Regions from separate parts of the Homo sapiens genome. Here all the other regions are linked to region 4. The links are chromatin loops, found by intact Hi-C in ENCODE. Cell type or tissue: PC-9. All regions are shown on one strand. Region 1 overlaps ACER3 (alkaline ceramidase 3). Region 2 has its middle 27 kb from the start of TSKU. Region 3 overlaps CLNS1A (chloride nucleotide-sensitive channel 1A). Region 4 holds the start of LOC105369399 (a long non-coding RNA gene). Region 5 overlaps CAPN5 (calpain 5). Region 6 has its middle 49 kb from the start of TSKU-AS1. Region 7 has its middle 22 kb from the start of LINC03030.

Region 1 (4,000 bases), 130 kb after region 4:
ACTAACATTTACGAGCACCTGATTTATGACAAACATAAGCCTGCAGTGTATTAAGGAAAGGATGGTCTTTTCAATACAGATACTGGATCAACTGCATATTTATATAGGAAAAAAATTAATCTGGATCCCAGGTTCACACTCCTTACACAAAAATAAATTCCAGATGGGAGCTTCTCTGAACCCATTCTGGTTCAAGGGCTGCCCAATTCGATAAACAATTAAAAATTTGTTTTAATTAAAAATAAATTCCAGAGGTACTATAGATCTAAATGTAAAAGGTAACACAATAAAACCTTCAGAAGAAAATATGGGAGAACATCTTTATCACCTTGGAGAGGCAATGATTTTTTTCAGTAGGACATGAAAAGGATTAACCACAAAGGCAAAAAATTGATAAATCAGGTAAGACTGTAAAGTCAGGAAAAAAGAATAAAAGGTTACTTTTAAAAAGCTGATTTAAAGAATAATAGATATGTAATTGCTTTGTAAATAAGCAATTTAGCTTATATAGCTATACATGTTAGCTAATTTAATTTTACTAAGCAAAATAATGCACATAAAATGATCGTGGACTTAAAACTTTGGGTAAAAAAATGGTTTCAGCCCAGGCATTGTGGATCATGGCTATAATCCCAGCACTTTGGAAAGCCAAGGGGGGAGGATTGCTTGAGCCCAGGAGTTCGACACCAGCCTGGGCAACATAAGGAGAACCCATCTCTACAAAAAATTTTTTAAAATTAGCCAGGCATAGTGGCACTTGCCCGTGGTCTTAGCTGCTCAGAAGGCTGAGGTGGGAGGATCGCTTGAGCCTGGGAGGCTGAGGCTGCAGTGAGCCATGATCACACCACTGCACTGCAGCCTGGGTGACAGAGCAAGACTCTGTCTGTTAAAAAAAAAAAAAAAAAAGTCAAGAGTTCAATCAGAAAAGATAAACCAGAGTAATTTGAATAGAGAATTATTAACTTATAAGAGTAAGGAGAGACAGGCTAGTCACAAGTAAAGAAAACTCTACAGAATAAAGGAATATCAGAGGTAAGGAGCAGCCACTACCCCTAAGGCTGAGATAGAGCATTAAAAAAGAGGTTTCCCCAAGGCTGAGATGCAGACCTTGCTGGAGAAGGCATGACCATGGTTCACTGAATAGCCGAGAAGTTGCTGTGGTGCTATACCCATAGAGCTTGCTGAAATCTACTGTTCAGAACTTGTCAGAACTCTGCCCTCTAGGGTGCCAGCTAAAGCTAATCCCATAGAGCGGAGAGGTAGGTGGGCAGGGGATGCTACTGACCACTAGGTGCTGCTGACAGCCACGTTCTGCAATAGCCTGGCACCAGAAGCTGACCAAGCTTTAAGAGGTGGGCACTGGGGAAGCCTCAGCACTGTAGGAGCCAGAAGCTATTAAGCCACTTGGACTGCAAGAGCTGGCGCCAGAGAAGTTGCCAAGCCAGCACACCAGAACCAGGAAGGAAAATCTCTTCCTCTTGCAATGTCTCTCTGGCGCCCTCTATTGACAAAATTTAACATCCAGCCAGTTGTCAAAGGAAAATATTCAAAGGGCTCAGGTCTATTTTCACCAACCATGCAATGAATGTTGAACTCAGAGCTAAGAAGTAATAAATTGATAACGACCACAATTATAAAACTATGTTTTCATCAATCATGACTTGGTAAAACTATAGTTGGTGAGGGTTCCCTAACCAAGAAATTAAGAATAAACATTTAAGCAGGTTAAATAATGGATTTCCCCCTTTTTCCATATTTTCTACAATGTTGCTATATTGTCTTTATAACTGAAAACTAAAGTATTAAAAAGATGAATGGTAGAAAATAAAATTACTTCTACTAAGAGTTTAATTGGATTTGAGGTTAACTGCTTCCAGAAAATTCAATTAAAAAATTTCTGTTCTGGAAATAAAAGCGAGATATTCATTCATACACCACACAATAGTGTACTAAAATATTTTGAACACTTTTTTTCTGGAAGGAAAGTCTTATTTTGATATAGATTTAGATTTTTGAAAACTATGATATTTTTATACCCCCAAACACATTCTCCTTATAATATAAATTACAGGCAAGACTGACGTTACAGTAATTTCACGATTTCTTAATAGGTAAATTTATCTTTCAGCAAGGTAAACGGAAACTCAAATATCAAAAATATGAGAAACAAAGTTTGGGGAAAAGCACATGTGCAAAAGGGTACAATTTAAGAGAATTGTGAATGAAGATACAGTAGGAAAGTGTTTTCTCATAGGACAGTAGGTGGAGCCAGTGTGCTCCACAATCTAAACGGTTTTCCAACATTTGGCTGAATACATAAAACCCTGAGGTGACTGGATAAACAATTTAGAGCTCGGTTGTATTTACAACTGTAAAACCATCACCCAGAGCTAAAGATAAATAAATAGAAGCATTAAAATCTAGTGAAGCTGAAAAAGTGATCTATATTGCTTCACTTCCACTGTGAAAAGCCGTCCTGCCCAGTCAGCAAATTAGCTTGATGAAAGCTGTAACTGGTTTGAGCCTGAAAGCAACCCAGCACTTTTCCCCAATGCAAGTTCATTTTGCCAAATATTTTACTGATTATGCAGATCTTCAAATAATGTTAAACATTCCCAGAGCTTCAGAGACTTCAGAGATGGATGTAGATAGGGAGATCATCTAAATTCATCTTCACAATTTAGAGTAGGCATTACTGTGTTCTTATCTACTACCACCTTCTAGCTGTGTGAACTTAGGCAACTTATTTATGCTTAAGCCTTAGTTTCCTAACTTGCAAAATGGGTAAAAACAATTATATTTACATTATTTAAATAATTGAATATGATATAAATAATAAATATGACCAAATAACACATATAAAGATTATTTGATATGAGAAAGATCCATAGAATATTATATAAGAACTTCCACAATCTTGCTGTGTTAAGAATTAATATCTATATAGTGAACTTGCACATGTACTCTTGAATTTAAAATAAAAGTTGAAAAAAAACCCCACATAACTACTTATGATATAAATAAAAAGTAAAAAACGAACAAAAATAGGTGCAACCTGGGAATTGTGTTGGTACTTGCACCAGCTCAAGAACAGTTATCACAAGGGAGAAGGTTTGTCTTCTAATCCAGGCCAGTAACAAAGAAAGTTATAGGGTACACTGGTTCACGCTAAGCTTAAAGAAAAAAATAATAATAATAACCATCATATAAATGCATATTACAGTACAAGGGACTCCTTCCAGTAGCTTTAAATTAAGATAGATATCAGAAGAAAAAAAAAACAGGAAACCAAGTGTGTCTTACTTTAAAAAATGATAAACACAAATGTAATTCAATTTGACAAACATTTATCAAGTATTTTCTACATGCAAGGCACTAAGTTGGGAGCTAGAAGAAAAATTAACAAGTGAATAACTTTGGTACCTATCCTGAAAAAGTATATATAAGTGTAGCAGGAAAGACAGACAGGTAAACAACTAGCAAAAGAGAGTGATAGGAACAAAGAAGGCAAAAAAACCAATACACTTAGCGGGAGGGAGAGAATCCAAGATGGGTTTCAGTAAGAAGATAACACTTAAGCTATGCTTCTGACAGATAAAAAGATATGCAGGAATGTGGGATTTTTATTACTACAAGAGTCATTCTATTTTCTTTTCTTTTCTTTCTTTTTTTTTTTTTTTTGAGACAGGGTCTCTCTCTGTTGCACAGAGTGAGTTCAGTGGCACAATCATGGCTTACTGCAGCCTCGACCTTTTGGGCTCAAGTGATCCTCCCACCTCAGCCTCCTGTGTAGCTGGGACTAAAGGCATATGCCACCACTCCTGGCTAATTAAAAAAAAATTTTTCTGTAGAGACAAGGTATCCCTATGTTGTTCATGCTGGTCTTGAACTACTTGACTCAAGCAATCCTCCCACCTTGGCCTCCCAAAGTGCTTAGATTACAGGCATGAGCCACTGCGCCTGGCCAATTATATATATTTTGGTTTTTTTGTACTGACGA
Region 2 (4,000 bases), 240 kb after region 4:
ACACAACAGACTTTAAGTTCTCTTGTGAAGGTTATGATCGAATTGGCTGAACAGAGAAGTATCTGTGAAGCTGCTGGCCCTCATGGCCTATGGAAAAAACATTGGGTATTATAGAGATTCAGTTGTAGCAGATTAACGAAGACCCTGCTTAGTTAAGTGAGTAGACTCTTTACGTAGCTCATTCTTTAATCTATTTAATTTTAGGAGGTTTGGTTTATGGGGACCCTGGGTAAGGAGCATACTCCAAACTCTTGGTATTATCCTCCCAATAGTCATGATAATAGTCTCCCTGGTGCACTGTATTCTCTCAGACATTTTAAATATTTGCATGCAGCCATCTCTAGAATGTCAGATGGTCTCTCTTCAACTGGAATGACAAGAGCTGAAAGAAATGTGTGACCATGAGGACACCATAACCTATGAATGATGTTCTGAGACTAGAAACCCAAAATGATGGTAACTGAGAGTGGTGCTAAGGCCGTAAGTTTTGGTCACGTTCTCACCTAGGTGAGAACGTGACCAAAAAGGGGTAATTTTTTTTAAACAAAATTATGGGAGGCCATTGTTTTGAACTGAGCTCATGCACTAGGCCCCAACAGACCAAACCAAACCAAAATGGAGTCGCTCATGTTAAGACTTTAAGGAAACACATAGATCCTAGAACAGATCACAGACCAGGTTTTGTTATTCTCCTGCAAATCTCTATAACAAACATTCCTGACAGCAAAGGTACCCAGCCCCTGAAGTTCCCATTAAATCTTTTAACCAAATTCATTTCCTCTTACTCAGAGACCATCAAGCTTCAGATGATCATGCAACATGGGTTCCAGCCAGTTCCAAGTGAAGAGACCACCCCCGGCCATCAAGGAACTATCCTCCCTCCACTAAACAGAGCAGGGCTAGCGTTCCATGATCCCCAATAGGTAGGGACTATGCCCTAAGCCAGCATAAAGTAGTTAAAGAAGAAAGACCATCCGTTCCTCTGCCTTCTATAAAGATTTATGGGGTCACATCTCTCAGGGGAGAAATAAGGCAGGAGAATATGGTCTGGAGGCAGGGAACCTAAGGCCAATTCATGCTGGACTTCCTAGAAGTGAATCAAATGGAAACACTTCAGCTATGACAGGGAATATCCTCTCCATTTACATAGGGCATACACCGAGTATCCAATGGAAACCTCTAGAGGGTATTTAGACCCCAGGAAATTCTGTAATGGGGCTCTTCAACCCCTATGCTTGGGCCACTCCCACCCTGTGTGGTGTGTACTTTTGTTTTCAATAAATCTCTGCTTTTGTTGCTTCATTCTTTTTCTTTGCTTTGTGCGTTTTGTCCAATTCTCTGTTCAAGATGCCAAGAACCTGCACACCCTCTACCAGTAACACTCCTGCCTCCTGGCCTCCTTCCTGGTGTCTTCCCAGTGACCCACTCTCACCAGGCCAAGGAGCAGGGACAGGGTTCTCCTTTCCTCTCTGTCCTCATTTTTACAGGGAGCGGAGAGCGGACAGTGTTAACAATGCAACTTCCTCACTAGGTTTTTGTGAAGATCAAACATATCTGGGACATCCAGTTGCTTTGAAACATTACATGCCATTCAGGTAGACAGGAATTACTCATTTTATGATTGTTACTTTTAGTTTCTTTTCCTCCATAATTTCTGGCTACACTTTGAATTAAATTGTTTTATCAGCGCCCCCTGCTGAGTGCCAATGAAATAATGACCCAATCCTAACTTGGGATGGATTAGACCTAACATGTAGCGGGCAGAGAAAGCCAAAGGACTGACACTAGCATCGCACCAGTACTGACCAGTCAAAACCGACACGGCGTCATGTCCTGGGATGTGCTCCCTGAACCCCAGCCTCAGGGAGCGGAGGAAGGAACCCCTCAGTGTGCCAGGCCCTGTGACGGGGGCTCCAGCTGATTACCTTGGTAACTCTTTCAGCAGGCTCTGAGCTTGTTAGAAATGGGTTGTAAACAGTGTTCATGTCCCACGCTTCTGTGACGCAGCTTGAACATGGTAGGAATGATTGAATTCAAGGTACCCCAGCTCTCTGCCACCCCAATTTGAGGAGCAAAATACCTTCCCTGCTGACCTACCTTTATGCCTGGGTGCCTCCACATAATCAATTTTTTTGTTTGTTTTTGAGACAGAGTCTCGTTCTGTTGCCCAGGCTGGAGTGCAGTGGCGCGATCTCGGCTTACTGCAAGCTCCGCCTCCCGGGTTCATGCCATTCTCCTGCCTCAGCCTCCCGAGTAGCTGGGACTACAGGCATCCACCACCACACCCGGCTAATTTTTTGTATTTTTAGTAGAGATGGGGTTTCACCGTGTTAGCCAGGATGGTCTTGATCTCCTGACCTTGTGATCTGCCCGCCTCAGCCTCCCAAAGTGCTGGGATTACAGGCGTGAGCCACCGCGCCCGGCCAATTTTTTTTATTTTTATTTTTTATTTTTTGAGATGGAGTCTCCCTCTGTCGCCCAGGCTGGAGTGCAGTGGTGTGATCTCAGCTCACTGCAGCCTCTCTCTGCCTCCTGGGTTCAAGCAATTCTCCTGCCTCAGTCTCCCAAATAGCTGGGATTACAGGCTTGCTATTTTTTTTTGTATTTTTTGTTCTTTTAGTAGAGATGGGGTTTCACCATGTTGGCCAGGCTGCTCTTGAATTCCCGATCTCAAGTGATCCACTGGCCTCGGTCTCCTAAAGTGCTGGGATTACAGGCATGAGCCACAGCACCTGGATGCATAGTCAAATACTTTTAGTTAAAGCTCTGAGGTCCGTGTTAAAAAGCCAAGAACTCAGGAGGGGAATATGCCATGCTCTCATCTGACGTGAGCAGTGGCCACGTGATGTTCTTGGTCTTACCCTGTGCTGAGCGGGCTCTGTGGGGATAGGGAGGAGGCCTGGACAGGAAGGTCAGAGGACCCAGGATTTAAACTGGCTGGGTGACCATGAGTGGGTTACCCAAGGAGGGGAAGAATGCAGACTTGAGCTCTTGGGAGCTTTCTCTGATGAGCTTTTGGATCCCAGGGCAGCTGTCCTTGGCCAAGAGAACAACCAAACAGTTGAGACAAGTCTCTGGTCTGGGCTGAAGCCTGCGTCAAAGTTGTTGGACTAGCACTCTGGGATTCCATTTCTGATTCTGTATGTCTAATCTTTTGCTTCCCATTCTCTGCATTGAGCAGTCTGTTTGTGGGCTCTGGAATCGACAGACTCGTTTTTAAAATGTAGAATCTGTCACTTATCGGCTATGGGACCTTGGGCAAATTACTTAACCTCCCTGAGCTTCCATTTTCTCCTCTGTAAAACAGCTTTATATATAGCGAGAATGAATAAGTCAATACACACAAAGTGTACATCTCAGCGCCTGGCACCGAATAACCTGTCATTTCATCGGCAAGTTTTATTTTTATTTTAAAACAGACCCAAATTCCTACATTTCTTCCTATCTCCACTGCTACCATCAAGTCACTCTCATCTCCTTCCTGGTTTATGGCAAGGACTTCCTAATGGATCTCTCTGCTTCTGCTCTGGCACTCACAGCCAGGGCAATCTTTGTAAAGTGTCCCCAGAGCCTGTGTCACCTCTGTCTAAAGGCCTCTAATTGGCTTCCTGCTGTGACTGGAGTAAAATCCGCAGCACTGACAGTGGTCTATCCAGCCAGCCTCGCTGCCCTCAATTCTCCCATCAAGCCCCGGCCAGCCTCGCGTCCTTCCTGAGTGTGCCAAGCTCACTCACTCCTTGAGGTCTTTGCACCGAGATTTCCTCCCTTGGAAAAGGTTCCTCAGGTCCCCGCAGGGTTGGCTTCCTCCCTTCTTTTAAGTCTCAGCTCAAACGTGAGAGTAGCACCCAACCGCGTTACCTCTGCCGGCACCCCCGTCACCTCTACTGTGCTCCAATTTGCCCTCTTTGTAGCATTCACCATCTCCTCACTTACTTAGATGCCCAGGCACCCATTTACTGTTGGCCCTCCCCGTAGATGACCACCTCCATGACAGCAGGGA
Region 3 (4,000 bases), 570 kb before region 4:
TGTCAATTCAGGCATCTCTTCAGGTATACACACACCCACCAAAGCAAGAGAGAGATTTTAAGAAATTGGCCCACGTGACTGAAGGCTGGCAAGTCCAAAATCTGCATGGTAAGCCGGCAGACTGGAGACCCAGAGAAGAGTTTATGTTGCATTCTGCTGCCTCAGAAGTTCTGCTGGCAGAATTTCTTCTTGCTCAGGGGAGGTGAGTCTTTTTCCTATTGAGGCCTCCAGCTGATTAAATGAGACCCACCACACTATGCAGGGTAATCTCCTTCACCCAATTTTCACCAGTTTACAAGGCTAATCTCATCTAAAAAATAACCTCCACAGAAACATCTAGAATAATGTTTGACCAACTATCTGGACACCATTGCCTAGCCAAGTTGATGCATAAATTTAACTATCACACCCTTCTTTTTTTCTTAAGATGGAGTTTCGCTCTTGTTGCCGAGGCTGGAGTGCAATGGCACGATCTTGGCTCACTACAACCTCCGCCTCCTGGGTTCAAGCGATTCTCCTGCCTCAGCCTCCTGAATAGCTGGGGTACTGGCGCCTGCCACCGCTCCCAGCTAATTTTTGTATTTTTAGTAGAGACAAGGTTCCACCATGTTGGCTTAAAGTATGCACAGGCAAAGAAGAGGTAGAAAAAAATAAATATAATTCTGAGATGCATTTACTATTAATTTTCTGTTGCATATCCTTTCAGTCTTGTGTCCTTTTGTGTGTGTATATACACTGATTGTGTGTGTGTGTGTGTGTGTGTGTGTGTGTGTTTGAGACAGAGTCTTGCTCTGTCGTCCAGGCCGGAGTACAATAACGTGACCTCGGCTTACTGCAACCTCTGCCTCCCAGGTTCAAGTGATTCTCCCACCTCAGCCTCCTGAGTAGCAGGGATTACCCACTACTATCGTGCCCAGCTAATTTTTGTATTTTTGTAGAGACGGGGTTTCACCATGTTGGCCAGGCTGGTCTCGAACTCCTGACCTCAGGTGATCCGCCCGCCTCAGCCTCCCAAAGTATTGGGATTACAGGCGTGAGCCACTGCACCCGGCCATGATTCTGTCTTATTTATTTATTTATTTATTTAAGACGGAGTCTCACTCTGTTGCCCAGGCTGGAGTGCAGTGGCATGATCTTGGCTTACTTCAACCTCCACCTCCTGGGTTTAAGAGATTCTTCTGCCTCAGCCTCCTGAGTAGTTGGGATTACAGGCATGTGCCACCATGCCTGGCTAATTTTTGTATTTTTAGTAGAGGCGGGGTTTCACCATGTTGGCCAGGCTGGTCTCTAACTCCTGACCTCAGGTGATCTGCCTGCCTTGGCCTCCACCTTCCTGGTTCAAGCCATTCTCCTGCCTCAGCCTCCCGAGTAGCTGGGATTATAAGCGCCTGCCACCATGCCCGGGTAATTTTTTTGTATTTTTGTTAGAGATTTCGCCATGGGGTTTTGCCATGTTGGCCAGGCTGGTCTCAAACTCCTGACCTCAGGTGATCCACCCACCTTGGCCTCCCAAAGTGCTGGGATTACAGGCGTGAGCCACTGTGCCTGGCCAAGACAACTCTTTCCGTGGGGCTTGTATTAGTCTGTTTTCACACTGCTGATAAAGACATACTCAAGACTGGGCAATTAGCAAAAGAAAGAGGTTTCATTGGACTTACAGTTCCATATGGCTGGGGAAACCTCACAATCGTGGTGGAAGACGAGGAGCAAATCACATCTTACATGGAAGGCAGCAAGCAAAAAGAGCTTTTGCAGGAAAACTCCCCCTTATATAACCATCAGATCTAGTGAAACTTACTCATTATTATGAGAACAGCACGGGAAAGACCTGCCCCCATAATTCAGTTACCTCCCACCAGATCCCTCCCACAACACGTGGGAATTCAAGATGAAATTTGGGTAGGGACACAGCCAAACCATATCAGGGCTCTTGTTTTTTTTCTCTTGTTCCCTCCCCACCTTTTATTTAATGAGATGACAAAAACAGGGAAATAAGCAAAAAGCTTGCTGTACTGATTTTTGTCTTTTCACTTTGTGAGGATAGGGCTGTATACCTTAAAAAGCCTAACAGTAAATACTTAGATCTGTAAAGGGTGAACAATTGATACTGCATTTGAAAGTTCCTACATAGAGTTATTTTAGTATTGAGGGTGAGAATTTACACAGTTAGTGTCGCAGACTGATTTTGATGTGGCCTAAATCCCCAGGTAGCATTTTCTTTCTCAGTTTGTCCCTTCAGACTTTTCCAAAAAGAGGAAAAAGCAATTCTTACCAGCAGAGGGCACTAGCTTCCTTCTGGTAGAAGTTATAAGTTGAATCTACCTGTCTGAAGTGTTCATAGGGATTGCTCAGTAATTAATTTTTTTGTTTAGATGGGATGGAGGTGGATACCACACCAACAGTTGCTGGACAGTTTGAGGATGCAGATGTTGATCACTGAAAATGATTTATGCAAGTTTAAGGTGAGTAGTTCATTTTCTCCCTTGTCGCTGATCATGAAAATCATATGAAATGATTACTTTCTACTTTTTAAAATTCTTTCTTGAGACAGGGTCTTACTCTGTCACCCAGGCTAGAGTGCAGTGGCATGATCCTAGCTCACTACAGCCTTGAACTCAAGCAATCCACCTGCCTCACCCTCCCAAATAGCTGGGACTATAGGCACATGCTTACCACACCCAGCTTATTTTAAAATTTTACGTAGAGACAAGGTCTCACATGTTGCCCAGGCTGGTCTCTAACTCCTGGCCTCAAATGATTCTCCCTCCTCGGCATCCGAAAGTACTGGGATTACAGCTGTGAGCCACTGTATCTGGCCTATTTCTTTTTCCTTCTTTAAAAAAATTTTTCTTCTTTTAAACCTCAGATTGTTCCTGACAATTTATTTGCTACTCCATTATTCTGAGAAATATATTGTCCTTTGCCAGCCTAAGTATTTCAACTATATGTTAGATAATAACTGAAGGTCATGTTCATATCATACAGAGCTAGAACCAGTAATTGTAGTAGTCCTTTATAAGCTGTTGTTAAATTGTTGTCCCTGTCTCCCCACTACAACTTCCTCCTACCTTATAGCATTGTTTTCTTGAATACTGGCTATCCTCCAGTCTTTGAGATGCTCTCGCTAGCCTCCTTTTATTTTACTAAAGCATATAGTAATAGCATGGTAAGATTTATATGTTTTGACTTGACTCTGCTACCACTGTCAGTCATCCAGTTAAGTTATAAGATCCTTTGTTATTCCCTGCAATGATAAATATTTCAGAATTCCTTCTCTTTTCTTCTGATACAGATTTTAGTTCTGAACCTAGTTCTGTAATCATTGGCTTTTCTCCAGTTACAAGTTTTAATTCCTTTACCCCTGTTCTATTTCATTTCAGAAACCAGCCTTTTAAAGTTCCAGTTAGCTTCCAAGTTACTGCTATTGTGAAAACTGTATAACATTGCTTCTTATACTGACCATGAATTGTGATACTGGACCTGTGCTTTCTTCTCACATCCTGCCAGTGGAACTATCAGAAAATAACCTCTTAGAGTTCTATGATTTATATTTTCCCTTAAATACTTAATTTTAATTTCCACATTTACTTTTGTCAGTGGTAGCCATACAGTTTAAAATTAGCAATGTCTTCTCTGTTAAAATCATGTGTTCACATCACTGGAGCTCTGTTAACTTTGATTTTTAGCTCTCACAGTTCCAATTGTCAGTAACTTCACTGTTCTACTTCATGGGAAATCCTTTGATATCAACTTCAGTATTCTTTCCTTATTTCTCATCACATTATAGCATATTAATTTTTTCAGTTCAGTGATACTTGTTTTAGTAACTGTTTTATTGCAATTAGAAAACAGATTTTTGGGTCTTTGGGCTTTCACATATTTCTTTTGAAGAATAGACTATACAGAGAACATCAGCCACTCTATTATTAATCAGAATCATGAGAAACTCATTTGGTATGTCACTAACAGTTAAACAAATGGGATGTTACTGCAGTCCTTG
Region 4 (4,000 bases):
AAGAAATGTAAGATACATATATCTTAACATAATTTTTAATTATTTTCTTGCATATCTTCTTTTAGATTTAGCCCTGAGTATAATTTTGTTTCTATTGACACTTTAAAAAATGACTTTTCCTGGCATATATGCACCATGGAATACTATGCAGCCATAAAAAAGGATGAGTTCATGTCCTTTGCAGGGACACGGATGAAGCTGGAAACCATCATTCTAAGCAAACTATCACAAGGACAGAAAACCAAACACCGCATGTTCTCACTCATAGGTGGGAGTTGAATAACGAGAACACATGGACACAGGGTGGGGAACATAACACACAGGGGCCTGTCGGAGGGTGGGGATTTTGGGGAGGGATAGCATTAGGAGAAATACCTAACGTAAATGACGAGTTGATGGGTGCAGCAAACCAACATGGCACATGTATACCTATGCAACAAACCTGCACGTTGTGCCCATGTATCCTAGAACTTAAAAGCATAATGAAAAAAAAAAAGCAAAAAAAAAAAAAAAAAAAAAAAAAAAGAAGCTAGCTGAAACCTACCAAAACCAAGATGGCAATGATAGTGACCTCTGGTGGTCCTCACTGCTCATTACATGCTAATTATAATGCATTAGCATGGTAAAAAATACTCTCACCAGCGCCATGACAGTTTACAAATGCCATGGCAACGACCGGAAGTTACCCTATATGGTTTTAAGAGGAGGGACCTTTATTTCCGGAAATTGTCCCCCCTTTACCGAAACCTCATGAATAATCCACCCCTTGTTTAGCATATAGGTATACTCAGTCAAGTAGCCTGCATTGCTGCCCTGCCTATGTAGTAGCCATTCTTTTGTTTATTTACTTCTCTAGTAAACTTGCTTTCACTCTAAAAAAAAAAAAAAAAAAAGACTTTTCCTCATAGCTTGTTGCTACTATATAGGAATTAAATAGATTCTTTTGGTCTTTTTCTTTTTGAGACAGGGTCACCAAGGCTGGAGTGCAGTGGCACGATCAGGGCTCACGGCAGCCTCGACCTCCCGGACTCAAGCGGTCCTCCCACCTCTGCCTCCCGAGTAGCTGGGATTACAGGTGACACCACCACTCCCTGCTAATCTTCGTATTCTTTGTAGGGATGGGGTTTCCCCATGTTGCCCAGGCTGGTTGCAAACTCCTGGGCTCAAGAGATCCACCCACCTCGGCCTAGATTTTTGTATATTGATTTTTTATCTGGAGAAGTTGCTACCTTTTCTTAGTAATCTAATGAAATATCTGGAGGGTTTGTGCGCGTGTGTGGTTTTTTTTGGTGGTTTTTCTATGTAGACTAATAGTTCTTGAAGAGGTGTACTGCCCTCTAGGGAGAGATTTGGAAATTTGCAGGGGAGTTTTATTTTTTGTTGTTGGGCCCAAGAATTCACACATCAAAATAACATTTTATTTTAAAGTATTTTTCTTTTATTTACCTCATATTTACATAATTTACAATAAAAGCATTGTATTGGCTTTTTGAAAATATGTGTGTGGAAGTGTTATATTATCTAAGTATTTCATTTCAGGATGGAGAGAGTGGCATTCATTTGTTACAGAAAGGGAAGTTGGATCTGATAGGGTTCTAAACTTCTGAGATTTTGAAAAAGTTCTTCCTCTAGTTCCAATTATTATATTTCTGTATCTTTTTTTGTCTTGGTGTTCTCTCAAGTTCTGGACAATTCTGAACAGAAGTAGTGATGATGGGTATATCTCATTTGCTCCTAACTTTAAGCAAAATGCTGTCAAATGCTTTCACCTCTTACTAAGATTTTCTTTAAAATCACTAATGGATGTTGAATTTTAATAAACGTCTTTCACATTGCCTCTGAAATGCTCATATTTCTCTTGATATAATGTACCTCATTGACGGATCTTCCTGTCTTATTTATGTAGTTTGGCTGTTTTTCTAATGCTAAGCCCCTCTGGAATTTCTAGTATAAACACACCTCCGTCCTGATAGATCTCCTTTTCACATGTCATCGCATTTCGCCTGCTAGCATTTTGTGTAAGATTTTTGTTTCCATCTAGGTTCCTGAGACAGGCGCATCATCTTCCCTGCTCATGGGATCCTTGAGGGGTTTGAGTGTCAAAGTCATGCTGGTCTCACAAGGGGCGTTGGGGGATCGCGCTCCGGGGTTGCTTCGCTGAGTGCGCGTGTGTGCGGGATGCGGGGTGCGGGGTGCGGGGCGTGCCCCCTGGCGGCCGCGGGCCGCATGAGCCGAACGAGCGGAGCGGGGAGCGCCGGGCCAGTGCCGTGGGGAGCGATGCGCCAGGTGGCGCCGGGTGACGCCAGGTGATGCCGGGGCTGCGCGGGTACTGCAGCCTTCCGTGGACCTGGACACGCGTGCAACCCAGCTTCAGAGACCGGGTGGCCAGGACCCAGAGTCACCCAGCCGACCCATAACGGCGGCTTCTTGAGTCTCGGGGCCGGCAAGGTCCTGAATCTTCATCTCTAGGAATAGAATGGGGATAATCCGCCTGTCTGTCAGGGAAATGGGAGGAGGCTGTAAAAGCATTTTTTGTGTGATTTTGTGTCAAAGCACAATTCGGACCTTCCAGAGGACCTGTCCGCATTCTGGCCTCAGCATTCTTGTTTTCCTGTTTCTTGCAAGCCCTTGACAAATGGCAGCTAGGGGCAGGGAATTCAGAATTAATGTCACTCAGTAGTCCAGAATGAGAGCTCGCATCATGGAGGTCTGTGTGGAAGAAGCACCCTTGTTTGATTCATTTTTGTGCATTATTTCATTACTGTTGATTTATTCCACAAATATTGACTGGGCACTGTGGTGGGCATAATAACGGCCGCCCAAAAAGTTGCCCATACCCTACTGAATACCTGGAACCTGTGACTGATGCATGTTACATAAGAATGTTACATGTGGCATGTCACCATGTTACATGGCAAAGAGAAGTAAGGTTGGAGGTAGAATGAAGGTTGCTCATCAGCTGACTTTAAGATAGGAAAAGAATCCCAGGTTATCTAGGTAGGCCCAGTGTAGTTACAGGGTCCTTGGAAGTGGAAGGAGAAGGCAGGAAAGTCAGAGAGTGATGTGGCTGTGGAAGCAACGCACCAAGAGCCGCCACATGGTCGGTTTTGGAGATGGAGGAAGGAGGTCTCTGCAAGCTGGAAAAGGCAAAGAAATGGATCCTTCCCTAGCACCTCCAGTAAGGAGTGCAGTTGGTGGGTAGAGCTGTAGGGTAACAGATGAGTGTGCTTTTAAGCCAAGCTTGTGGGAATTTGTTACAGCAGCAATAGGGAACTAGTACAGTATCCTAACACAGGGGTCCCCAATCCCTGGGCCAATGACCGGTATTGGTTGTGGCCTGTTAGGAACCGGGCTGCACAGCGGCAGGTGAGCAAAGCTTCATTTGTAATTTATAGTTGCTCCCTATCGCGTGCATTACCACCTCAGCTCCGCCTCCTGTCAGATCAACGACAGCATTAGATTCTCATAGTAGCATGAACCCTATTGTGAACTGCGCATGTGAGGGATCTAGGTCGCCTGCTCCTTATGAGAATCTACTGCCTGATAATCTATCACTGTCTCCTATCACCCCCGATGGGACTGTCTAGTTGCAGGAAAACAAGCTCAGGGTTTCCACTGATTTTACATTATGGTGAGTTGTATAATTATTTCATTATATATTACCATGTAATAATAATAGAAATAAAGTGCACAATAAATGTAATGCACTTGAATCTTCCCCAAACCATCCCCCACGTTGGTCTGTGGAAATATTGTCTTCCACAAAACCAGTCCTTGGTGCCAAAAAGGTTGGGGACTGCTGTCCTAACAGATACAGTCCACATCACTGGGACAGATGGCACTCATCCACTCATCCATTCACCCCAAAAGCATGTAGGAGTATTTGTTATGGCCTGCTCAGAAAATAGATCAGCAAGTGACAAGTGGCTGTGGCTACTGAAGGCCCACGGCAAGGGCTGCAGAAAGGTCACAGAAGTGCCACCTCCTCCTGCTTCCTTCA
Region 5 (4,000 bases), 67 kb before region 4:
GGACACAGTTGCTCAGAGAGGCAGGGCCACACTGGAACCCAGACCAGGGACTCAGGTGCTGGAGGGCTAGGAGGCTGCACGGGACCTACAGGATGGGATGGGAATTGCAGTCATGGGGCAGTGCTGTGTTCACAGAGCTTTAAAACCCCCATGGGCAGCAGTCTCAGTAAAGGAAGGTGCCCATAGTGGGTCAGCCCAGGGGAATGCTGGGGCCCACGTGCACTGGCTCAGCTGTTGTTAAATATTCGGGAATATTTAAATTGTTAAATATTCCAGGAATTGTTAAATATTCAGGAACATTGTTTTGTTTTTTGTTTTTTTTTTGGATGGAGTTTTGCTCTTGTTGCCCAGGCTGGAGTGCAATGGCGCGATCTTGGCTCACCACAATTTCTGCCTCCCGGGTTCAAGCAATTCTCCTGCCTCAGCCTCCCGAGTAGCTGGGATTACAGGCATGTGCCACCATGCCCGGCCAGGAATATTGTTAATAGCTGGTTGTTAAATGTGGGTAGTTGGAAATCAGCCATGGTGGGAGTATTTACACCACAGTAATTAGCAAATGCTACAAACCGGGGCTTTTTACTTTGCTGGAGGCAGTTTACCAGCACAGCACAGGGTCTGCTAAAGTTGGGTTTGAACTTGGCTTTCACTGGGCCTCAGCTTTCTCATCCAAAACACGAGCAAGTAATGAAATCAGGACCACCCTCAGATGCACAGACGTTCATAACCCAAGAGGATCAGAAAAGAAGTTTTGGTTGAACAGTGCGGGAAAGGCTTTTCACAGCCTAGAGGGTCTGGGCAGGGGGTTGCACCTTCCAACTTCTCCCCTCCCCCACGAGGCTGAGGGTCTGAATACGTAGGAGCTGACCTGAGCGTGGGATGTCACAGTTGTCTCCCATCTCAGTCAGCGAGGGTGAAGGGGAGGGGTCGCCTCTGGGGACTGCCGTGTTCTCACCTTGATGGAGGCACTGATGAGGCCGCCCCGGCTGTGCACCTTTAACATGCGCTCAAAGAGCTGGTTCCTCTTAGTCTCATCGTTGGCAAAGTCACCCTCGGTCAGGTCGATGGGCTCAGAAACACCACCCGTGAAGTCCACCAGTGCGTCTGCTGTGTTGCCTCCATCCAGGGCCTGGTAACAGCCTGCCAGTCTGGGAAGCAATGTGGAAAGACTTCCCAGCTCATGCTCCCCAGCCAGGCTGCATCCTTTACCTCATAGGGGAGGTTTTTGAAACTCAGAGGGGTCAAACAACCTGTTACAGTCACGCAGCAGGCCACGGCGGAGCCAACACTGGAACCCAGTTCTTAACACTCGGGCCAACATATAAGGCTTAAATTCCCCTAAGCCTTAGTGGCTCAATCTTAAAAAATCAGCTGTCCAAAAAAAAAAAAGCAACTCTTTTCCAAAGTGCCAACAATGGTCAGGGGGAGGGGAAGGAGTTACTGTCGGATGGGTATAGACCTCCTGCTGGGAATGATGAGAAGGTTCTGGGGATAGATAGTGGTGATGGCCCATAGCACTGTGATCATAATGAATGCCACTGAATTGTATGTTTCCATATGGTTAAAATGAGAAGCATTATGTTTTGTCTATTTTACCACAATGAAACTGTGTTTTTTCAAAAAACAAAAAACAACCAAGGCCACTGGGTCGACCTGCATCCAGGTGGTGGAGACTCAGTGGCCACCAGGGGGCTGGCTTTCCTTTCTTAGGATTGAAAGTGGAACCTGCCAATGTGTTTTCTTGGGTTTTTGATGTTGGGAGTTTTTGTCTTTCCTTTTCCTCTCTCCCCCTTTCTCTTGTTTTCTATCTCTCTCTCTCCTTGCTCCTGCCCCTACACACACATTTTTTCAGCAAGATTGACAAATGGGCCTAGCAGGAGGAACCAGAGAGTGGCTCACCTAGAGCTGGCGAGGCTGGCCTCTGACCCCACTGCCCCTCCTCCCTCCTCCCTCCTGGCCTAGGCGTATCCCTGCCCTGCAACGGCCTGCGCGAGTCACTCTTCCCCAGGGTTCCCCACAGCTCAGCAAAACTTTGCTTGTGCCCATTCTATGCTGGGCTCTGTGTTGGGCACTGGGGACACAGAAGCAGAAGGCACGGAGCAGAAGGAGGGGTCAGCAAAGACAGAATGGACAGTCAGCCAGGCAGAGGCGGATGGTGGACAAGAGGGAGGCCCAGCAGGCGGGGAAGGCAGGCACGTGGCCCACCCTGCACAACCAGGCCCCAGCTCAGTTACCACTTCCCCAACCAAGGCCCCAGGCAGGGCATGGCAGCATGAACCTTCGAGAATGGTCCTAAATGTGAGTGCTGCCTCTGCCCCCAGCTACCTACAGGATGTTGCCTGGGCCTCAGTCTTCTCCCCCTAAAATGGGAGTAACCAACATTCCTCTCCTTACAGGGCCCAGGCCTCCACCCCACCCAGCACAGGCTCAGCTGACTATGCCCTCAGGCCTGGCGGTTGAGCCTGCTGCGTGCCTGCACCAGCCCCTCACTTCTCTGTGCCTAAAGCCCTGGCTAACGGAATACCACGAGGAGCCCATCCGGTGCCACCCCCGTCTGGGCCTCCCACCCACCTGCCTGCTGCTGGCACCTACTTGGCATAGGCCTTCTCCACTAGGGCGCACCAAAACTCATTGCGGGAGTTGGAGTGGCAGTAGATGAGCTGGTTGTTGACTGTGGGCAGCCGGTCATCGATGACCACGTCCACCCATTCCCCGAAGCGCCAGAAGTGGAAGTGGAAGATGCCCGCGTAGGCGTTGGGCTTTTCGGGGTCCCATTCCTGCTCCTTCCAGTCTGGGATGACCTGGGTAGGGGGAGGGGGGATAGGATGGGGGAACACAGTGAGGGGATGTCCGGCTTCCTGAGGAAATGGGGGCGTGTGCTTCCAGCGAATCGGAATGTAAAGGAATACTGGGTTCGGATTCCAACTCTGCCACAAGCCTTCGTGAGACCCGGATGAATCCTCCCCATCTCCAGGCTCAGGTTCCCATCTCCGCGAGGCTTGGAGGCTCCCTCGGCCTCCTTCCAGCTGTTGTTCTCAGAGTGTGTGAGCTTTCCTCTTTCTCATGCCTCCCTGCAACCTTCCCCGAGACTTCCGTCCACATCTACCACCAGCTCCTGCCTAGTGACCAGCGCCACCATCCACCCATCCAGCCCACCCCAAGGCTGGCAGCCCCACTGGCTGCTTTGCTTTCCCTCCCTCCATCCAGTCAGCCCAATCTGAGCGCCTCCATTCTCCTGAAATCCATCTCCTCCTCTCCATCCTACTGGCACCACCCTGGCCCAATCCCCCATCTCCTCGCCCAGGGACAACTGTAGCAGTGTCTGCAGCTACATCTACTCTCGCCCCACATAGACCAACCCAGTCCTGTCACTTCCCTAGAAAATAAGACACAAACTCTCAATGCACTCCCCCAGCCTCATTTCTCTGCCTCCCCCACAGCAGCCCCCACCCCTGCTCCCTGCTCCAGGTTCTTCCTTCTCCTCATTACTCAGTAGACTTCCATTTGTCCTTTAGTGTCCATCCTCTTTCTCCAGGAAGCCTCCCTGACTATTCAGATTAGGCCAGGACCCCTATCTCAGTCTCATGGCCCTTGGCAGCTCTCATCTGAGATACTTACCTTTACCAAGTTATAATTAAGTAACTCTGTGACTTTGAGCTCTGATGTTACACTGGGAATGTCAGTTCTCTGGGGGCAGGGCCATATAGGTCTCAGTCACTGCTATGCACCCAGCACCTAGCCCAGGGCCTGACCCAGAGAGTATGTTTAGTAAACATGCATTGACTGAATGAATGAATTCAAAGACATTGACTGGGGACACTGAGACATTGATTTTATTACTTATGACGCATCTGGGAAATGCCTGTGACTACCATGACTTATCTCCATTTAATTATCACAATAACCTCTGAGTAGATGACTATTATCCAGCCCTACTTCACAGATGACAATACTGTGGCCCAGAGAGGGCACGTAACTCGTCCAGGGTCACCCAGCTAGAAAA
Region 6 (4,000 bases), 310 kb after region 4:
TCTCGGACGTGGCTTCTCTTTGAGTCCCTCTGAAATGTTTCTTCTGAGGAAGGGGATATGTCAGCCTCTTTCTTCGGCCTCTCAGCTTCCTGGGCCTTTGGAAGTAGGCTTGCACATGCCTGTCCACTGTGGAACAGCACTGGGGCCATGGAGAATAATTTGACAGTGCATCAGACTGCAAACTCTCAGCCCCATGCCCTCCAGACACCGGCAGGAGCCCCGCTGACAAAAGCAGCTCCCTTTCTCATCGCATTGCTGCTCACAGGTCTCTGGATTCTTCCATCTGCTCCTTGCTCTTTGCTGCTGGCTCTCTGTCAGTTGCAGGTCCTCTCCAGCCTGCCGTCTGTTGCTTTTGTCTCACTCCACCACGTAGCTGGAGATTGCGATAAGGTCGCAGAGGGCGAGCTCATCAACCTGCACCATGCGTGAGGATAGTGAGGATAGGAATTGCCAGACCACAGGATCCCCTTCCAAAGCCGGTTGTTCGCACCTCCTGTTGTGCCTCGTACCCTCCACGAGGTTGCAAACCTCTGCCTTTCCCATCAGGTTATAGCAGTCTCTTTTGTCTCACCAGTATCAAAAACAGAGCTGGCACAGACCAGGAGATCAGAAAATGTTGAGCCCACAGATGCATGAAGGTGTGAGACTCAACAAGTTGGACTAATGAGCAGAATGCTCTCAGGGGAACTTCATCAGGGATGAATGCAAAGACCACGTTTGAGCCCAGGACAGGGAGCTGGGGCCATGTGCTTCAGGTGGAGGAGGCAAACCCTCCAGGTGGCAGAGGGTGTTAACTCACTCTGGGTGCACTACATTGGGGGCAGCTGAAACACAAAGGTGGTCTCAGGCGGCAGCCCCACCAGGAGTGGGTTTAGACCACAGTGGGTCTGTCCTGCTCAAGGCTATACTGGCCTGCAGTGCCGCGGCAAGTTCTGAATGCTGCCTTATGAGAACAAAAAGGGCAAACTGAAAGTACTATCTCCCTCCCAAATTTGGGTCCCTCTACCAGTCTCCAGGCTGGCCCTCACCAAGCCAGGGGACCAGCTCTCTACCCAATGCTAGTCCGCTGTTTCGTGCTCTGGGCTGGACCCTCCCTCTGCTCAGCACAGCCACTTGCTTCTGGGAAACCTGAGATTGGCTTTCTCTGCTTATTCTTTCTCTGTTTGAAGCTGTCTGGAACTGGGCCTGGCTTCTTTTACAGGATGCTGCCTGCCGACAAGCTCATTCTGAAGCAATTCAAAACAGGCTTGGTCCCTGTGATAAATCCCTGGCAGGGACCAGGAGTGACAGCAACACATAAAATAAACCCCAAAGGAAAAACTCAGCCTCCTGAAACACTCTGTTAAGATGGCAAATTCACATCCAGTCACTGTGGGAGGTGCAAGTCAAGTTCACGTTAAAATGATAATTTCCCACACTACCGGCTTGCACCTGGGGCTCCTGGTCGGGTGCTAAGTGCATATTTAGTATCCACCCCAGGTGGCAGGACAGGCTCAGGATGTAACTCAGCCTCCCAGGGTCTCCAACAATCGTCTCCAGCCTCAGAGCAGCCCCCCTGACCCCACAAATTGTCTTGATTCCCCAGGAACCACTTTTACTCTAATAGAATTTTCTCTATTTTTATAGAAATCTCATTTGGAGCTTCAGAGGCTGTCTTTACCTCTTATCTCGCACTTACTGGGTGGCCTAGAATAAGTCATGCAGGCCTCTCAGCCTCAGATACCTCACCTGTGTCAGGGGCCCCCAGCATACCAAACTTTCCCTCTCGAGCATCTAATTTCATCCTCACCACAAGCCCAGAAGGTGCACCTATTTCCTCAAAGGGGAAAATGGGGCCCCTGAGGCCCCATTCCAGGAGGGAGATGCCAGGGTCTGTCCCTAAGCCCGTGCTTTTTTTTTTTTTTTAGATGGATTCTCACTCTGTCGCCCAGGCTGGAATGCAGTGTTGCATTCTCCACTCACTGCAAACTCTGCCTCCCGGGTTCAAGCAATTCTCCTGCCTCAGCCTCCTGAGTAGCTGGGATTGCAGGTGCATGCCACCACACCCGGCTAATTTTTGTATTTTTAGTAAAGATGGGGTTTCACCATGTTGGCCAGGCTGGCCTTGAGCTCCTGGCCTCAAGTGATCTGCCTGCCCCGGCTTCCCAAAGTGCTGGGATTACAGGTGTGAGCCACCACACCCTAAGCCTGTGTTTTTTATGCCCCTGCACCCCAGGACCCTAACTTGGTCCTTTGTGTCCTGAGCCTATCACCTGCCTGAGCTGCCCACAAGCTGCAGGCTGGGCCTGGTTCTGACTCCAGGTGTGCTCTCCTGCAGGCAGCTTTCTACTGCCAAGAAACTCCAGCGTAGGCCAATTATTGGAGCCTTGGTGCCCTCTGCTGGATAAAGACTAAAATACCAGCCTGATGAGAATTGAACACTGAGAACACATGGACACAGGAAGGGGAACATCACACACCAGGGCCAGTCGTGGGGTGGGGGGAGGGGGGAGGGGGGAGGGATAGCATTAGGAGATATACCTAATGTTAAATGATGAGTTAATGGGTGCAGCATACCAACATGGCACATGTATACATATGTAACAAACCTGCACGTTGTGCACATGTACCCTAAAACTTAAAGTATAATAAAAATAAAAATAAAAAATACCAGCCTGAGACCACACTGGACAGTAATGTCTATTTCACATCCATCCATCATCATCCTTGCATTCGCTTATCCACCTACCGATCCATCTGCCTTCCATCCACCCATCTAGTTTTCCATCTACTATGGTTCGAATGTGTCCCCCAAAGTCTGTATGTTGGAAATTTGATCCTCAATGTGGAGATATTGGGAGGTGAGGCCTTAACAAGATGAGGCCTTAGCTCATGGGGGCTCTGCCCTCATGAATGAATTAATGCCATTATCATGGGAATGGGTTGTTATTATGAGTTCCTTATAAAAGAATGAGTTTGGCCCCCTTTTGCCTCTCTCTCACCTGCATGCTCTTTCTTGCCATGAGATGCCTTCCACCATGTTGTGCTGCAGCAAGAAGTCCCTCACCAGATGCCGGCCCCTCAGTCTTGCACTTTTCAGCCTCCAGAACCATGAACCAAATAAATTTCTGTTCATTCTAAATTACCTAGTCTGTGATATTCTGCTATAGCAGCACAAAATGAACTAAGACACTATCTGTCCATCTACCCATCTATCTATCCATCCATCCATACACCCATTTGTCCTTTCATCTATCCACCCACCTGCCCATCCATCCATCTGCCATCCCTACATCCACTCATCCATCCATCTGTCCATCCATCCATCTCAATTTTACTCATGTCCTGTAGGCATCATCCTCTCTCTCACTGCAGCATCCCCAGCTCCTCCCCTGCACTAGGCCCTGCAGAGGCCTCAGTGAAAGAAACAAGAAAGACCTCCCCCAACCCATGTGTCCCTTTCCTCTTGGCAGAGCACCTTCACTTCCATTATATCCTTTGTCATGACAGACACTCTAAGGAGCCTTGGGATTCCCATTTAACTGGTGAGGAACTGAAACCCAGAAAGGCCAAGGAGCATGATGCAGTAGAAATAGTCTTTGGGGACAGAGTGACCAGTTTCAAATCAGGGCTCTGTCATTTACTGATTCTGTCACCCTGAGCAAGAATCAGCTCTCTGAATCCCAGTTCCTCATCTGTAAAGTTAACTAATTCAGCATGTATTTATTGTGTATATACTATGCACTAGGCTTGGCTTTGGGGGTACAGCAATGAACAGGGCAGGAAAGGCCATTGTTCGTCTGAGCCTTACGCTGTAGAGGTTCTAATGAGGCTCCAGTGAGATGAGACTATATTCCAGGGCCATAGACAAGTGCTACTTATGTCATGTCATTGTTATTACCTATGTAAGAAAAAAGTTTGGAAATGCTTTCCAGTAAAAAGAAAAGTTGGGGAAATGGTTGACACTATTTTTATTTTTTATTTCTATTTTTTGATATGGAGTCTCGCTCTGTCACCCAGG
Region 7 (4,000 bases), 500 kb before region 4:
CGTCCGTGTGAAGAGACCACCAAACAGTCTTTGTGTGAGCAATAAAGCTTTTTAATCACCTGGGCGTAGGTGGGCGAATCTGAAAAAGGAGTCAGCAAAGGGAGAGAGATGGGGTGGGACAGTTTTATAGGATTTGGGTAGGTAGTGGAAAATTACAGTTAAAGGGGGTTGTTCTCTTGTGGGCAGGAGTGGGGGTCACAAGATGCTTGGTGGGGAGCTCCTGAGATTCATTGCCCCGGAGAAGGAATGTCACAAGGTCAATTGGTCAGTTAGGGTGGGGCAGGAACAAATCACAGTGGTGGAATGCCATCAGTTAAGGCAGGAACTGGCTATTTTCACTTCTTTTGTGGTTCTTCAGTTGCTTCAGGCCATCTGGATATATATGTGCAGGTCGCAGGGGATATGATCACTTAGCTTGGGCTCAGGCCTGACAATTGGGGTCTCAAGAAAGGGAAAACACCACAGTGAAGAGGAGTGTGGAGTCTGGTTACTTCCTGCTGAAAGGGGGCATTGAAGGGATAGGTTGCATTTTTTCCTTTCTTGCTCTGTCATGAAGGGAATGAAGGGTCACGAAAAACTCGTTCAGGACAGGGAAAACCGGGTTCCATCAAAAGGCCCCATGCAAATGGAAGTTGCTGTTACAGGCTGGTATTGGGATTGCATAGCCATCTGTAGGTGGAATCTTTGCAATCTGGAAGATATAAATTTAATGAGCATGTTAAAAAAAAAAAGCAGGGATCAGATATTAAAAGAAGAATGACAAGGAACAAAGGTCCAAGGAATGGGAGAAGCCAAGTGATTTTTGGAAACCAATTAGTAAAAGTTTTGGTCCAGTCTTGGTTACTTTGGGAAAGTGTGTGTAGTCATTTAGCTTGTTTGAAAATTTCTTGGACATCAGTTTCCACTTCTCCGGACACATTAATGTAGGTGCAACAGGTTTTGTTGATGACAGCAAAGACTCCTCCCTCTTCAGCTAGGAGGTAATCCAGAGCACATCTTTTACCAAAAACCAGAGGAACCAGATACCTGCTTTGGAAAGTAGGGAAGTCTAATTACATCTAATTTTCCCCAGATAAGGAGTTTTGCCTCTGGATGGCCTGTTTGATGGTCACCAGGTGCTATTTGCTCCCTTCTAAATTCTAAATTCTCAGGTAAGGAGCTTTTTCTCTGGGGCCTGTTCAATGGTCACCAGGTGATTTTCAGTCTCCTCATGTACTAAGTAGCCAGGGTAGAGAATTATTTCTCCAGACCAATACCCTCACTGTACAGATGCGAAAGACAAGCCTGGAGAAAATGAAAGTGATTTGCCTGGTGACATGAAATCAAGAACTCAAACTGAGGTCTGCTGACTCCTAGTCATGGGTTCTCTCAGCACTCGACACTGCCTTGGCCTCACTTCATGTGCTTCCACAAAGGCTCAGCCCATACCAGGTCCACCCCGGTGTCTAATCCACAGCAATGCCAACAACAATGTGAGTGTTTATTATTGTGCTACTTTACATATATTATCTCTAATCCAAACAACATGCTTTCAAGAAAGGTGAGCATATCCCCATTATAAGAGGAGGAAGCTGCTGCTCAGAGACTTTAAGAGAGTAGCTAAAGTCACAGCTAGTGAAGACAGTTCAGAATTTGATGCAGTCTTTTGGACTCCAAAGCCTACGCTGTTTAGCTACACTCACCTCCATCTGTTCCTGCTCCATCTTACCTTCCCCAGGTTATTTCTTCATCAAGAGCTAGCTCTAATTCTACTCCCTCCCCAAAAGCCCTTCCACCCCAGACCACAGGGATCCCTTCATTGACTCAACTTTCATGGCAATAATCACCTGCATTAGCTGTTTGGCAAAGTCTAACTCACATTGTAATTTATTTTGTCGTGTATATTACTTGCTTCCTTATCTCTGAGGCTGAGAAAGAGAAGACGCTTCCTCTGTGTTTCTGTCCTTGCCCTGTAGCTGTGTTGAGTTGTGTTGATATTGCAAGAGCATAACATTTAGTCTGTTATGAGATTCTGCCCTTAGAAATACCTAGGGAAGGGATGCCTGTAGGCCCAAGCGGAGTTGAAAATTCAAAATGAAGAAGAACAGCGTTCTCTTCGGGTTCAGATTTGTAGTAATATTTATTCTCTTTTCCATAAGTAAGCCTCTAGGTGGCAGTCGAAAGCCTAGTTGTGAGAGCGTGAGTGTCTCATAAATGAAGTCACAAAATCTCAGGCTGAAAGGAGTTTTTCTCATCTAACTACCAATTCAAAGCTAGAATTCCCTCCCTGACATAACAACAACTATGGCAATATTTCTTCCATCTCAGGGGCTGGTGATGAGAAACTCCCTTTTTTCGAAGCACTTTTTCCATGTGTGGTCAGTTTATTAGAATATCGTTCTTGATTTTATGTGAAAACTGCTTCCTTGTAGCTTCTACCTACTCCAGAAAGAAACTAAGTGTATCTGGGCCTAGGGATGTGAGAACAGCAGAGTCTGAAGATCTGGAGAGCGTTTGACTGGCTCAGAGAAGCCTCCTTTTCACTTCTATTCTTCCCAAGGGCTTCTCCCCAAGAGCCTGGACTTCGTTTAGCCAAACCCACTTTCTCTGATCAAAATAACAAAGAGGCCAGGGCAGGCGGTTCATGCCTGTAATTCCAGCACTTTGGGAGGTTGAGGTGGGCTGATCATTTGAGCCCAGGGATTCAAGACCAGCCTGGGCAAAATGGTGAGACCCTGCCAATAAAAAAAATTTAAAAATTAGTTGGACATGGTGGCACATGCCTGTAGTCCCAGCTACTCAGGTGGCTGAGGTGGGACGATGGCTTGAGCCCAGGAGGCAGAGGTTGCAGTGAGCCATGATTGTGCCACTGCACTTCAGCCTGAGCAACAGAGCAAGACCTCATCTCAAAAAAATAAAAATAAAATAACAAAGAGAGATTAATACTGCACTTCCTGGTCTCAAATGTATTCTTTAGAAATATATAGGACAAGGCCAGGTGTGGTGACTCACGCCTAGCACTTTAAGAGGCCAAAGCAGGTGGATCCCTTGAGCCCAGGAGTTTGAGACCAGCCTGGACAATGTGGCAAAACCCCATCTCTACAAAAAATACAAGAACTGGCCGGGTGCAGTGGTGCGTGCCCAGTTACTCAGGAGGCTGAGGTGGGAGGATGGCTTGAACCTGGGAGGCAGAGGTTGGAGTGAACCGCGATTGCAGCCTGGGCAACAAAGTGAGAGAAAGAAAGAGAGAGAGAGAAAGAAAGAGAAAGAAAGAAAGAAAGAGAGAGAGAGGAAGGAAGGAAGGAAGGAAGGGGAAGGGAAGGGAAGGAGGGAGGGAAGGAGGAAGGGAAGGGAAGGAAGGGAGAGAGAAAGAGAGGAAGGAAGGAAGGAACAAAGGAACGGAAGGAAGGGAGGGAAGGAAACAAATATATACACTGACTATGTACCCACAAAAATAAAAAATTAAAAAATTAAAAGAAATGAAAAAATGTATATATAGAACAAACAAGTGTCTCTTCTTCTAGGGATCTAAAGACAGAGATTGAGTCATCCATCCATCCATCCATCCATTTGTCCATCCATCAAACATATCTTTACTTGGAGCCTACTATGTTACAGGCACTGAGTCTGCTAGTGGGCAGTCAATAAGTGATAAATCCCTAATAACCTGATGACTAACTCAGTCACAGGTAGGTCCAATTTTACATGGTACTTTTTTTTTTTTTTTTTTGAGACAGAGTCTCGCTCTGTTGCCCAGGCTGGAGTGCAGTGGCACGATCTCAGCTCACTGTAGCCTCCGCCTCCCGGGTTCAAGCGATTCTCCTGCCTCAGCCTCCTGAGTAGCTGGGATTACAGGTGTGCGCCATCACGCCCGGCTAATTTTTGTATTTTTAGTAGAGACAGGGTTTCACCATGTTGGTCAGGTTGGTCTCGAACTCCTGACCTCGTGATCCGCCCACCTCAGCCTCCCAAAATGCTGGGATTACAGGCATGAGCCACTGCACTCTACATGGTACATTTT

Evidence for each region. Hi-C counts contacts between places; a loop is a spot of excess contacts. Peaks named below come from ENCODE experiments on the same cell type or tissue, not always from the same donor. Only the 100,000 strongest peaks of a DNase experiment are listed, where the experiment ranks them.
Region 1: it touches region 4 in a loop (21-fold over the local background); 40 of 110 quality-filtered maps call a loop at or near these places.
Region 2: it touches region 4 in a loop (28-fold over the local background); 31 of 110 quality-filtered maps call a loop at or near these places.
Region 3: a loop joins it to region 4, with 19 times the contacts of the local background. A loop is called at or near these places in 7 of 110 quality-filtered maps.
Region 5: it touches region 4 in a loop (13-fold over the local background); 18 of 110 quality-filtered maps call a loop at or near these places.
Region 6: a loop joins it to region 4, with 14 times the contacts of the local background. A loop is called at or near these places in 32 of 110 quality-filtered maps.
Region 7: a loop joins it to region 4, with 5 times the contacts of the local background. A loop is called at or near these places in 12 of 110 quality-filtered maps.

What each region holds. Positions count from the first base shown.
Region 1 is chr11:76,917,541-76,921,540 of GRCh38, reverse strand. All of the region lies in intron 1 of ACER3 (alkaline ceramidase 3), which reads right to left. Among named protein-coding and RNA genes, the nearest start is that of ACER3, 59 kb to the right of the region's middle. In PC-9, CTCF peaks have their summits at 1,308 (motif pointing right), 1,508 (motif pointing left), 1,937 and 2,283 (motif pointing right); DNase peaks (open chromatin) are centred at 1,490 and 2,280.
Region 2 is chr11:76,808,102-76,812,101 of GRCh38, reverse strand. No RefSeq gene overlaps it. Among named protein-coding and RNA genes, the nearest start is that of TSKU, 27 kb to the right of the region's middle. RefSeq lists an enhancer at 1,547-1,636. In PC-9, CTCF peaks have their summits at 1,523 and 1,727 (motif pointing left); no DNase peak of the experiment used is centred here.
Region 3 is chr11:77,618,068-77,622,067 of GRCh38, reverse strand. It overlaps CLNS1A (chloride nucleotide-sensitive channel 1A), which reads left to right. Exons shown (of 7, transcript NM_001293.3): 6 at 2,373-2,462. The coding sequence ends at 2,440. Among named protein-coding and RNA genes, the nearest start is that of CLNS1A, 18 kb to the left of the region's middle. In PC-9, CTCF peaks have their summits at 2,094 and 2,293 (motif pointing right); a DNase peak (open chromatin) is centred at 2,267.
Region 4 is chr11:77,044,449-77,048,448 of GRCh38, reverse strand. LOC105369399 (a long non-coding RNA gene) reads right to left here and starts at 583. Exons shown (of 2, transcript XR_950340.1): 1 at 545-583. RefSeq lists a silencer at 2,116-2,295. In PC-9, CTCF peaks have their summits at 1,086, 1,301, 1,990 and 2,190 (motif pointing left); DNase peaks (open chromatin) are centred at 618 and 1,308; H3K4me3 peaks cover 1,449 bases; H3K27ac peaks cover 470 bases.
Region 5 is chr11:77,111,387-77,115,386 of GRCh38, reverse strand. CAPN5 (calpain 5) reads right to left here. Exons shown (of 13, transcript NM_004055.5): 4 at 2,590-2,798; 5 at 953-1,145. Among named protein-coding and RNA genes, the nearest start is that of OMP, 11 kb to the right of the region's middle. RefSeq lists enhancers at 479-1,072, 1,073-1,668, 1,669-2,263. In PC-9, CTCF peaks have their summits at 1,507 and 1,708 (motif pointing right); no DNase peak of the experiment used is centred here.
Region 6 is chr11:76,732,441-76,736,440 of GRCh38, reverse strand. No RefSeq gene overlaps it. Among named protein-coding and RNA genes, the nearest start is that of TSKU-AS1, 49 kb to the left of the region's middle. RefSeq lists a silencer at 2,353-2,452. In PC-9, a CTCF peak has its summit at 2,321; a DNase peak (open chromatin) is centred at 2,360.
Region 7 is chr11:77,546,608-77,550,607 of GRCh38, reverse strand. No RefSeq gene overlaps it. Among named protein-coding and RNA genes, the nearest start is that of LINC03030, 22 kb to the left of the region's middle. RefSeq lists an enhancer at 1,396-1,465. In PC-9, CTCF peaks have their summits at 1,948 and 2,148 (motif pointing right); a DNase peak (open chromatin) is centred at 2,177.